Regions from separate parts of the Homo sapiens genome. Here regions 2 and 3 are each linked to region 1. A link is a contact called in ENCODE Hi-C or POLR2A ChIA-PET data. All regions are on one chromosome and are shown on one strand. The core of a region is the stretch at or near the end of the contact, and the rest is flanking DNA. Distances in the headings are between cores, read along the strand shown. Region 1 holds the start of MAP3K14 (mitogen-activated protein kinase kinase kinase 14). Region 2 holds the start of GRN (granulin precursor). Region 3 overlaps KANSL1 (KAT8 regulatory NSL complex subunit 1).

What was found. A loop is a pair of places that touch in the nucleus more often than their neighbours do. ChIA-PET counts read pairs that join two places held with the same protein, here RNA polymerase II (POLR2A). Pooled maps may share reads with other maps.
Region 2: a loop to region 1 is called in a map with no recorded cell type, with 8 times the contacts of the local background. The contact joins the promoter of GRN here to the promoter of MAP3K14 in region 1. A Hi-C loop is called at or near these places in 2 of 37 single-sample maps with no recorded cell type and 4 of 50 pooled maps.
Region 3: a loop to region 1 is called in a map with no recorded cell type, with 4 times the contacts of the local background. The contact joins the enhancer-like site here to the promoter of MAP3K14 in region 1. A Hi-C loop is called at or near these places in 4 of 37 single-sample maps with no recorded cell type and 8 of 50 pooled maps. POLR2A ChIA-PET finds 5 or more read pairs at or near these places in 2 of 52 experiments (T-cell and activated CD4-positive, alpha-beta T cell).

What each region holds. Positions count from the first base shown.
Region 1 is chr17:45,314,735-45,318,918 of GRCh38, forward strand. MAP3K14 (mitogen-activated protein kinase kinase kinase 14) reads right to left here and starts at 2,286. Exons shown (of 16, transcript NM_003954.5): 1 at 2,226-2,286.
Region 2 is chr17:44,343,227-44,347,410 of GRCh38, forward strand. GRN (granulin precursor) reads left to right here and starts at 2,076. Exons shown (of 13, transcript NM_002087.4): 1 at 2,076-2,108. RefSeq lists enhancers at 122-1,047, 2,199-2,348.
Region 3 is chr17:46,144,515-46,148,698 of GRCh38, forward strand. All of the region lies in intron 2 of KANSL1 (KAT8 regulatory NSL complex subunit 1), which reads right to left. Among named protein-coding and RNA genes, the nearest start is that of KANSL1, 47 kb to the right of the region's middle. RefSeq lists an enhancer at 4,093-4,184. Within about 2 kb of position 1,722, at least 3 of the 41 ENCODE cell types and tissues checked have a DNase peak (open chromatin) inside an H3K27ac peak, as active enhancers do.

The sequences.
Region 1 (4,184 bases), core at 1,036-3,535:
CTGAACTTTCCCCCCAGAAAGAACATCTGTCAAACCAACCAATATGAATCTGTCAGCTCTTCATCGAGGCAGGCAGGCTTGTTAGGAAAGCCCATGTGCTGTCCATTGAGACAGGAAAAAAAATAGGAAGTTAAAAGTGCCTTCACAGGCCAAAGTGATACAACACTGTTCAGAGGGTGCCAACAACGAAGAAAACAACCCTGGATAAAGCTTTCATCTCTTTCACATCTCCGCAGATCTCTCACCAGACCCTAGCCAGGGATGAACTGTTATCAATCACCAAAAAAAAAAAAAAAATCACAACAGTTGCCGAGGGCTGGACAACCAATCAGCGCAAGCCATCTTCTCAGCAGTAAATGATATACACATATTCCAGGCAGATCACAAAGGAGTCAGTGTTCAACAGGAGAACCAAAATGAGGAACCAAACCTTCATCTGTTGAGGCGAAACAGCCCAACCAGACATTTTTGTTTAATAGAGGGAGACTGATTTGGCAGGGTCTCTGTGGTGCCGCTCCCACAAACTCTTAACAGACAATACCAATGACAAAAAACCCCCTTCAGAACTGCTTCTTATAATCAGAAAACACTCAGAAGATGGCCTGAAGCTTGGCAGCGTCTTGCTGTCTGATTTCACAAAGAGCTGGTACACATACCTGGGTACTTATCTCTAAAATTAGAGTCAGAGACGATTACTTTTATTTTGAGATCTTCTGAGAAGTTCTCCACACCCTTCAAAATAAATAAGGATGTCCGAAAGGTGTCTGAAAAATTCAGAGGTCTGGCATCGCTCCAAAGAAACTGATTGATATCACTTAAAAAACACCAAGAGTAAATCCAAACACAACCAAAGTAAGGCAAGCACTTTTTAAGTGTCCTCTCACATTAAGAGCATAAAAACCACACCAAAAACTTCTCCCTCCTTTCTGCATCTCAGTTCTATAATGTGGTCCTGATCTAGGATTCTGGGAAAGACCCATCCTTAGTCCCAGCTATGAGGCATCAGGCAAGATATATACCACCCCCACTCCCTCATACACACCTGCCTCAGGTGCCTCGCCCATAAAACAAGACACTACAATCTGTCTTACCACACAGCCATCTGAAGGAAAACGGAGCTCACAGGTATGAAGACACTAAGCAAAAAACACATCACTAATGTTAAGATACTGTCTCCTTCTAATCTTTCAGAAAGACCATGTTTCTAGTCAAGGGGTTTCCAACATTTTTCTTGGAATAAACTCCAGACTCCTATTTTATATCATGACCTCACTCTAATCATTTAATTTCATGTGCTTTTAAAGTCCTTAATTAAGTCATTGGTGTTCATTGTCTCCAGCGATCAAAAGTAGTTTTACCATTTACTTTGCTGATGTATGTACCTTTTCACCACTTATCCTCTCCCTCATTCATACCTCCAGTCCACCCTTTAGGGCCGAGAGCAACTTTTTAACCTCGACTAGGAAGGAAACACTTTTTCTGAAGCTACCCAGCACTAAGGAGGCTCCCGGGCAGGTGGGAAACGTACGTACAAGTGGCCCCTCTCTGCCTGGTGCCCAGTGGCTGCAAGATGCCAGGGCCACGATGGGTTTCCAAGATGGGAATGTTATATTTGAACCGACAGATAAAGTCCCGAGTTGGAGAGCCCAGAAGAATTACAGAGGAGGACTGGGGTCCGAGGGCGGAGGGAGGATGCTGCGGGCGGCCAGCACTGCCCCGCTGCATGCTGAGGACAGGCTTAGCTCCTGCTCCCCGCCTTGAGGTGTGACCTGAGAACTTCCCATGAAAGGCCGGGAGGGTTTCACGCCAGGGCAGATGCCAGGGCGCACTCCTGCAGGAGACACGTCCGCCCCGCGGCAGGCGAGCTCCATCCTGGGGGCACTGGGGCGCAGAGCAGGCGGGCGGGCCTGGCGGCGGCGCGGGGCACTAGTGAAGGGGAAGCAGGCGGCCCCTGCGCGCGCTCGGAGCCAGCGTGTGGCCAGCAGGAGTGCGCGGCCTGGAGGCCCGGGGCGAGCGCGGCACCGGCAGCGCGTGCGAGGGCGCGCCCGCGGACCGCTGCGAGTGGGTTGGACGGGGTACGTCGGACTGCGCTGGCCTGGCCGCCGACCCCACTGCTCCGGGGCGAGGGGCCAGGCCGCAGCCCAGCCCGGGGCTGAGAGGCGATCCATCCCAGCCGCTCCCTGGTCGCCTCGCACCGGGCCCCAGGGTCCCGCCCCGTCACCTACCGGCCAAGCGCCGATCTCCCCAACCAAGCGAGTGTTGCGCTCCGCTCGCCCGCGATCTCCCGCCGCCGGCCGCCGACCGCTGAGCTCCCGGCCCGTGGTCGCCCCGCCCCGGTCCCGGGCTCCGCCCCCTCGCCTTCTCGGCCGCCCCCGGGGCCACGCCTCCCCCGGAGGCTGTAACTTTGCCTCGCTTCGCGCCTCCTTTCTTTGGCCGCACCGCGACCCGTGGCCCCGCCCACTCCCCTACGCCAACCAATGAGACGGTCGTCCCGGCAAGCCCGTCTTCCCGCTCCCTAGCAACGATTGGTTAACGAGGCCTGGTTTCCAGAAATGGGCACTATTTCCGGACGATGTTTGTAGAAGGGAGATCGCTGGGCGGGCGGACTGACAGAAGGCGGAGGCGACTAGGGTGTTGGTGGAACCACACATGCGCCCTCGGCTTCTGGCAGTCTTACCAGCTGCGTTCTCGAGGTTACGGGAAGGAAGGGCGAGTGTGCGCATGCGTGGGCACTCCCTGCCACTGACTTCGGTTACCTTGGAGACAGCGAGGCGCTCTCCCTCGTGGGTCGCGCGCGTTCCGCTTCCTCTCTGCTGCCAAGCGGTGGCGGCTGAGGCGGGAGGTGGTGGGGGTAGAGACGTTTTTATTGAGCTCTTACCGTGTGCCTGGTCCTGTAGAATCCCTGGAATGAGTAAAGAAGGTTACAGTGCCTGCCCTCGAGAAGCTTGGGGAGCCAAGGGCTTACAGGGGCCCGACCTGTGGGTTGAAACCCAGGTACAAAGAGAGCATGTGGGTGCGTGGCGTGGTACGAGCGCTGAGCAAAGCATCTGCTCTCTGGGTTTGCAGACCACAGAGCCAGCAAGAGGATGAGAGCTTGATGTATGCAAAGAAAGGACCTGGAGTTCAGAATATGCATTGAAGTGTCAACAGTGCTTCTTTCTGAATGGGGGTCGGGGGTGGGGAGTAGGGAAGGTATAGAAACTTTTTCTAACTTTTGCCCCTCTGTATTATCTAGTGTTTCCACACTGAGCTTGTATTTTATTTGTAATAAATTCCAGGCCAGGCACGGTGGCTCACTCCTGTAATCCCAGCGCTTTTGGGAGGCAAAGGCAGGAGGATCGCTTGAGGCCAGGAGTTGGAGAACATCCTGGGCAATATAGCAAGGACCTCGTCCTTGCAAAAAAATAAAAGAATAGCCAGGCGTGGTAGTTTGCACTTGCAGTCCCAGCTAGAGGGGAGGCTGAGAGTCTGAGGTTACAGTGAGCCATGATCGTGCCACTGCACTCCAGCCTGGGTAACAGAGTGAGGCAGTCCTTTAAAAAAAAAATCCAAACTTTTTTTTTTATTGCAAAATAAAAGATGTACTCCTACCCTGGGCATCCCACTTCCATGAAGGGTCCATGGTAGGTGTGGTGAGTGGCTCTAGTCCGGGGATAGGCAGGCCCCACCCAAGGCTGTCTTGAAAAGTAAGGAACACCCCATCTCTGGAAGTGTTTGAGCAAAGACCACCATCTGCTTGAGACTACTTTGCAGACAGTCCGAAGCTGAACTCTTCTTTCTGGATATCTGTGCCAAACAGTCATCTCTGCTGGGGAATAGGGAAGACCATTTATTTAGGCAGTGGTCAAAAACTCACAACCTGAGGGCCTCATTCACTCACCCAGGCCAGAAATATGCTTTGTTTGGCTGGCCCAATATTTTTTTAAATTTGAATTTGAATGCCTTAGAGCAGAGCCTGCGGTTCCTTACAGTTCCCGCCACCCAACCATCTAACCTTATGTCACCTGTCTGGCCCCTGGAGCATTTGAGGTTGTGGCTCCCGTAGAGTCCGTGCTTTAGAGCCAAACAGTCTCTGGCGCCCACCCTGGCTCTGCCACTGACTAGCTGGGAGATGGCAGACAAGAAAGAAGCTGGACTGGTGGCCCCCAAATCTCTTTCCACCCCTAGGGTTTTGCATTTCAGTG
Region 2 (4,184 bases), core at 826-3,325, 970 kb before region 1:
GTGACAACCCAGATTGTCTCCAGACACTCCTAAATGTCCCTGGCCGGCAAAATTGCCGCTGCTCAAGAATCACGGCTTTGACGATTAGACTTTGTGATATTTGTTTCAGTCTGTTTAGGTTTTTTTTCTTCTACCTGTATTTTTTTCTGGTTCTGGGTGGTTGTAATTAGTAGGTTATTGATCGATTCACCTAACATTTCATGAAAGTTTCATGTGTGTGTGTGTTTCAATAGAAGCATAAACTATACTCCCTAGTCTCAAGATACACAGGAAGGAAAATAAGCACAAATGTGTCACCAGGGCACAGACTAGTACTAGGTCCTCAGCAGGCCAGGTGTCTTATCCGCTGTCTGGGTCTGCTCTAGCTCCAGGCTTAGAACCCCTGCCACACGACTCCACAGCTCGGTTGGCACCCTTTCCCTCCTCCGACTTCTGCTGCCTCGAGCTTGGTTAGCCATCCCCCTGCCCCTGCCTCATCCTCAGCTCCAGTTCCTTGCTCAGGCTGCAGCAGTCTCCATCCCCTGTGCAGACACTGCCGTTCCTCCACGGCCCAGTATCAGGCTTTCCCTGGGCCTCTCCTCTCTCCTGGCCCATCTCCCATCATCCATCTCTGCCTGGCCCAGGCCCTTTGGCACCAAGCAGGCTGACTCTTGTCACTGGCTAATCTGTTCTGTGGTACATTTTCTCTCCTCACCCTCCCATATCAATTCCTCGAAGGCAGGGCCGATCTGGAGACTAGGAAGCCACTTCTCTTTCGACAGCCCCCACCACAGCCCAGCCCGTGCCAGGCACCCAGCAGCTCCTGAAGCCCACTGGCATTGAACATGGCATTCAATCCCTGCCAAGCCTGCCCTTCCCATCTGGTTTCCCAGGGCTCTTCCCAACACCTCCTCCTCCACCTGCCAGTTAAAATCTTCCCAGACTCAGCTCAAGGAGATGCTCCTAAGGTGGAATGAAATCTCTTCTTCCCCACCTGGAGACAATCTACTTCCTCTCCCTACACCTGGCAACTGGCGCACAACCTTGTATCTTAAATTAGATTCAGCCTGAGACTGTCTCCCACCAATCCCTGCTCCCTGTCCTGCTGAGCACCTTGAGGAAAGGGCTTTGGGGCTGTTTATCTTTGTCCTGGAAACCATCCTTCAACTCACTCTGGGGCCTGCCTAGCATGTCAACCGAGTTTGGAGAATAGGGCAGAATAGGGCAGGACAGGACAGGACAAGACAGGGCAGGATAGGATAGGAGCGAGCCAGCTCAGTAGCTCACATTTGTAATCCCAGCGCCTTGGGGGGCTGCGGTAGGAGAATCGCTTTGGGAGCAGGAGTTGCAGGCCGCAGTGAGCTATGATCAGCTTGGGCGACTGAGCGAGACCCTGTCTCTAAAACAAACACACAAGTCCGGGCGCGGTGGCTCATGCCTGTAATCTTAGCACTTTGGGAGGCCGAGGTGGGCGGATCACGAGGTCAAGAAATCGAGACCATCCTGGCCAACATGGTGAAACCCCGTCTCTACTAAAAATACAAAAATTAGCTGGGCGTGGTGGTGCGCGCCTGTAGTCCCAGCTACTCGGGAGGCTGAGGCAGGAGAATCGCTTGAACCCGGGAGGCAGAGGTTGCAGTGAGCCGAGATCGTGCCACTGCACTCCAGCCTGGCGACAGAGTGAGACTCCGTCTCAGAACAAACAAACAAAAGGATAGAAAGGCGAGCACAAATATTCCCAATTCATAACACTCCCTCGCACTGTCAATGCCCCAGACACGCGCTATCATCTCTAGCAAACTCCCCCAGGCGCCTGCAGGATGGGTTAAGGAAGGCGACGAGCACCAGCTGCCCTGCTGAGGCTGTCCCGACGTCACATGATTCTCCAATCACATGATCCCTAGAAATGGGGTGTGGGGCGAGAGGAAGCAGGGAGGAGAGTGATTTGAGTAGAAAAGAAACACAGCATTCCAGGCTGGCCCCACCTCTATATTGATAAGTAGCCAATGGGAGCGGGTAGCCCTGATCCCTGGCCAATGGAAACTGAGGTAGGCGGGTCATCGCGCTGGGGTCTGTAGTCTGAGCGCTACCCGGTTGCTGCTGCCCAAGGACCGCGGAGTCGGACGCAGGTAGGAGAGCGGCCGCGCAGACCTCTCGCCTGCTCCTGCCCAGGGGCCCGCCAGGGCCATGTGAGCTTGAGGTTCCCCTGGAGTCTCAGCCGGAGACAACAGAAGAACCGCTTACTGAAACTCCTTGGGGGTTCTGATACACTAGGGGGAGTTTTATGGGAAAGAGGAAGCAGTAATTGCAGTGACGCCCCGTTAGAAGGGGCTTTCTACCTCCCCAGCATTCCCCCAAAGCAGGGACCACACCATTCTTGACCCAGCTCCACCCCTGTCGGTAGGTGCTGGCTTCTTCCCCTCTCCTGGTGGTGGTGGGTGGTTCCCGCGGCGGCCTGGAGCCGGAGGGGCGCGCGACCCTGGGCTGGGAGCTCCGAGGGCCTGGGAACGAGACCTGAGACCTTGGCTTCTCGAAGGTAGTAGGGACTTGGGAGTGGTGACTGAACCTGGTCTGGCTCCTCCTTACTTCCTCTTGTTGCGGGTGGGACGAGCTAGCTTCCGCCTCTCCCAGCCACTTTTTCCTGCTCATTTGCAGCTAGGTTGGCTCCCCTTTTGGGAATTTCCTCTCCCCTTGGCACTCGGAGTTGGGGGGTGCCACCTAGTGGAAGATAACGGAGCTAGGGTCTTGAAGAGGCTGCTGTCCCCTCTGGCTGTTTTGGCGGTGTAGGGTGGCATGAGAGACTGCGACTCGCCTCCTCATCCCTGTTTCTGTATGCGAGTGCTTGTATTCAGTAGAAGCATACACTATACTCCCTCAATTTAGGGTAAACAGGAGGGGCCACATGCACAGGTAATTCACCAGGGAGCCGAACACTCCTGTGCAGACAGACTCCCCTTCCCAGCAAGCCATGGCAGCGGACAGCCTGCTGAGAACACCCAGGAAGCAGGCGGTGCCAGCTGCAGGTGCTTTGCCTGGGAGCTGTGGGGCTGAGGAGAGGGTCCACTGTCCAGGACCAGTGAACTTCATCCTTATCTGTCCAGGAGGTGGCCTCTTGGGGATGCTGAGTTAGGGGAGGGGCACTTGAGGAAAGCCAGGTGGAGCAGAGAGGATGTGAGTGACTGGGTGGGTGAGATTTCCTGCCCCTCCCCCCGCAGTGGTATCCACACCTAGACTCGTGGGGTAACTGAGGCACAGACAGAGAGCAACTTCTCAGGCCCTCACAGTTGGCAATTCTAGGATTAGGACCCAAGTGCGATTTTCAGGCAGTCCCTGTACCCTGTTTCTGTTGTACCTGTTGCACCATTCCCAGGCACTGCCCATCGTGCCACTAGTGATATGAACCCAGGTCCAATACGCTCTGGGGCCATCAAAGCCTGACGTCACCATGACCTGATGTGTGACGTGTTATAGGTGTCCCTTGGTATCTTCACGGAACTGGTTCCAGGACCCCAAAATCTGTGGGTGCTCAAGCCCCTGAGATAAAATGGTGTAATATTTGCATATAACCTATACATACTTTAAATCATTTCTAGATTACTTATACCTAATACAATGGAAATGACATGTCGGCTGGGCGTGGTGGCTCATGCCTGTAATCCCACCACTTTGGGAGGCCGTGGCAGGTGGATCACCTGAGGTCTGGAGTTTGAGACCAGCCTGACCAACATGGTGAAACCCCCATCTCTACTAAAAATACAAAAATTAGCCAGGTGTGGTAGCGCACACCTATAATCCCACCTACTTGGGAGGCTGAGGCAGGAGAATTGCTTGAACCTGGGAGGCGGAGTTCGCAGTAAGCTGAGATCGCGCCACTGTACTACAGCCTGGGTGACAGAGCAGGACTCCATCTCAAAAAAAAAAGAGAAAAAGAAAAAGAAATGCCATGTAAATAGTTGTGATCCTGAATTGTTTAGGGAATAATAAGAAAGAACTATCTGTAGATGTTCAGTATAGATGCACCCATCGTAAGCCTAACTACATTGTATAACTCAGCAACGATGTAACATTTTCAGGGGTTTTTTTGTTTTGTTTTTTGAGACAGAATCTCAGTCTCACTCTGTCACCCAGGCTGGAGTATGTTGGCGTGATCTCTGCTCACTGCAACCTCCACCTCCTGGGCTCAAGCGATTCTCCTGCCTCAGCCT
Region 3 (4,184 bases), core at 472-2,971, 830 kb after region 1:
AAGTAAAAGGACGTCAGGACAAGTTCTGGTGAAATTTTATAAACAGCCATGAATTGCAGCTGTAGACTGCCAGATACATAACCTGTATATGACAGGGGGTACCACGTGGAAATTAGAGACATCCCCCTTCACCAAAAAGATTATATCCAGGGGATACTACATAATAAAAAAAAAATCTGAAAAATGTAATGGGATTAAGATCCTTTAGAATAGGCTAGTAGTGATGATTTTGCTTTTTCAGTCCCCTCCTCACAAACAAATGATGATGACACTGCCCTTAGCTTTCTATGTGCAAAGACAGTATTAACCTTCCCAGGCCAAACTTACGACTACACCTTTTCCACACGAAATGCAAGGCATTTCTAACTCCCCAGATTACCTCACATTCGTTGGATGCCACACAATAGATTATAAAGTATCAAGATATATATTAATTTTTAAAAGTTCACCAGGAGTTGGATATTCTAAACTGGGTTTCTGATTCTTAACAGTGAGAATGAAGTCAAGCTCCTTATTTGGTGGTTAGAGGAGAGGATTTGGCCAGAAATAATTCTTTTAGGATTGACAGACAAGTACTACTTAAGTTCTATCATCTCATCCAAAAACTTGCTTCTTATATTCTGCTTTTAACCCGATCTACACAATGAAAAGCCACGGAGACTAGTTTTGCATGAAAGCAAAGGACTTTTCTAATATGACTTCAGAGCATGCCATGCTTTAAAGTCCATGTTCAACCACTTACTATCATTTTCCAACTCACTCTCTATGGGCCCATCCCATATTTCAACTACAGGTATACCTCCTGGCCCTTTCTATTTCATAAGCTTCTTTGGAAGACAAATCTACTGATTTATGCAATAAACTTTCTACCTCTACTTAACCAATTTGATAATTTAATAGCTGGAGATAATTCTAAATTCCCCAAACCTTAATCAAGAATTTTGGAAAAAAAGAGCTATCTAGAACAGTTATCTTCCTGAAAACACTGTTGTGCTAAACTGAAACACAGCCTTTTCTCAAGAGCTAAGCAGCTACTTGGGTCTACATTTTAATGCACTAAATAATTTTATAAGATCATGTTTGAAACCAAAAAACCCAAAAAGGATTGTCAAGCTAGGTCAGCTTACAAAACCCCTTCTGTTATGAACTAGGAAATCAAACAACAAAACATAAGCTCTAGGAAATGAGCATGGAGGTGCTCCATCCATACTAGCTTTTCCTTGTTTTTTTCTTGAGAGGAGTGACTCTCTGTCACCCAGGCTGGAGTGTAGTGATGCAATCCTGGTTCACTCCAACCTCCACCTCCTGAGTTCAAGGGATTCTCCTGCCTCAGCCTCCCGAGTAGCTGGGATTACAGGCGTCGACCATGACACTCAGCTATTTTTTGTATTTTTAGTAGAGACAGGGTTTCACCATGTTGGCTAGGCTGGTCTCAAATTCCTGACCTCAAGTGATCCTCCCACCTTGGCCCCCTCAAAGTGCTGGGATTACAGGTGTGAGCCACCGTGCCAGCCCATACTAGCTTTTCTGAAGCCTCTTTACTCATTCTTTTGTTCTCTACTCTAGCAGCTAAAGACATCTCCTAAAGAAACAACTAGTGTGCCTCCATACAACCCCTCAGTAAGCACTCAGTATTGAGACTAAACTGTGAAAAGCACTAAAATAAATGCATCATTCATCTATGACCTTCTGAGAATACCACCACCTCATATTTGAATAGACGTCTAGTTTTCATGAGAACTTTCACGCACTCATTTGATCCTCTTTAAAAACCACAGGAAACAGGGCAAGCCATCTTATCAGCTCTATTTACAGAGAGGGAAATCAATTTGAAAAGGTTACATAGCTTAATCAAGGTCACAAAGTGACTGACTGGCCAAGCTGGTACTCAGTCTTATGATAGTCCAGGGCTCTTTCCTCTACACTGATCCTAAATTGAAAAAAAAAATTTTTTTTGGACTGCTCCTGCAAGGTAGGGCTACCCCATAGGCAGAGAGTAGCTGAAAAATTCTGTATGTGTCTATCACAAGAAGTTGAGGCCGGGCGCGGTGGCTCACGCCTGTAATCCCAGCACTTTGGGAGGCCGAAGCCGGCGGATCACGAGGTCAGGAGATCGAGACCATCCCAGCTAAAACGGTGAAACCCCGTCTCTACTAAAAATACAAAAAATTAGCCGGGCGTAGTGGCGGGCGCCTGTAGTCCCAGCTACTTGGGAGGCTGAGGCAGGAGAATGGCGTGAACCCGGGAGGCGGAGCTTGCAGTGAGCCGAGATCCCGCCACTGCACTCCAGCCTGGGCGACAGAGCGAGACTCCGTCTCAAAAAAAAAAAAAAAAAAAAAAAAAGAAGTTGACAGGCCTAAAAGGTTTCACATTTAGATGTTTCTTTTTTTGGAAAAGGTGAAGATCTGGCTGGGCACAGTGGTGCACATCCTTAGGTAGTTCCAGCTACACAGGAGGCTGAGGCAGAAGAACTGCTTGAGCCCAGCCTGAGCAACACAGTGAGACTCCATCACTAAAAATAAGTAAATAAATAAATCACATAAAAAATAAAAAATTTTAAAAGGGGGTAAAGAGCCAATGAATTGACTAAGAAATGTGTTGTTTCAAATCAGAATGACCTTGAAAAGCCATAGTACTTGCATGCAAAAATATGATCCGATTTAAAAAGTCAATATGCTTAAAATACAACAGAAAAATCAACCAATATATGTATTTCGTATTACTGGTTTAAAATTTCTGAATATGCTGTAAAGAGAAGGAGGTGAAAAACGTCAACCAGACTGGGGTGGTGGCTCATGCCTGTAAACCCAGCACTTTGGAAGGCCAAGGTGGGTGGATCACTTGAGTTCAGGAGTTCACGACCAGTGTGGGCAAGGTGGCAAGATCCTGTCTCTACAAAAAATACAAAAATTAGCCAGATGTGGTAGCATGCGCCTGTAGTGCCAGCTACTCGGGAGGCTGAGATAGAAGAATTGCTTGAGACTAGGAGGCAGAGGGTGTAGTGGGCAGAGATCATACCACTAACCCCTCCAGCCTGGGTGACAGAGTGAGACTCTTTAAAAAAAAAAAAAAAAAAAAAAAAGAGAGCGAGAGAGAAAGAGGCAGAGAGAGAGAGAAAGATCTCAACTGATAAGATACTACATAATCACATTATCTCTTGCTTGACCAACTTAACAAATATTTCAAAATGTTTATAAAAATCAAAATGGGTCAGCATTGGAAGAAGTTGTAAGTAAAATTCAGGTGTTCTCCACATGAGGCAACTGCTGTTAATAGAAGACTATATGACGGTATTTTCTCGAAGTTTGGTACAAAGATCAAAAATAGAATCACAGGCAAAACCCTTGAAAGGCTTAGGAATCTGAATTTTTAAGTACTAGGTTGTTGATGAATATAAAATTTAAAGATGTGTATTTAGGGTAGAAATAACCTTGACCTTGGTAGCTGTGGAACTTGTGTGGTTACTCGTTCTGGGCCCTGGTTTTCCCAATGGTAAAACAGAGGAGGTAGGGACACAAACGTCCTACTTCATAGAAAAGTTATAAGACTTTAAAGGCGATGGTTTATAAAAAGTAATTAGCACACAGTTTTGACACACACTAAATAATAATTAGCTACTATGGTGGAAATTTTATTTCTATTTAACACTTCTGACATTAGCAAATAGTGTACCAAACAGACATGCTTTTTACATAGTTACATGATTCTTCTCAACAACCGCTCCCCCGAAAGAAAGCAGTTTTTAAGAGGGTCACTCTCATGATTTGAAGAGAACTGGGAGAGGAGGAACATAAATCAGTTCTGTCACATTTTAAGGATTAGAATTTAAACATTAAAAACAATTTTAATATGTTCACATATATAACTATCACCTGGTTGGACCATGACAAAAACCCACCCCTAACCATAAACAAGGGTAACCTATCATTTATCAAAAACAGGAAACGTTCCTATCTCTCAAGATCAGCGCTCTGAACTAATTATTTAACATAAGGTCATTTTTACGAGTTCACATGCTGAATGGCTTACAATTAAAAGCCTCTTCTAACCCAAATCACCATCCTCCTTCACTTACCTTTTTTTTTTTTTGAGATGGGAGTCTCCCTCTGTCGCCCAGGCTGAAGTATAGTGGCACAATCTCAGATCACTGCAACCTCTACCTCCTGGGTTCAATTGATTCTCCT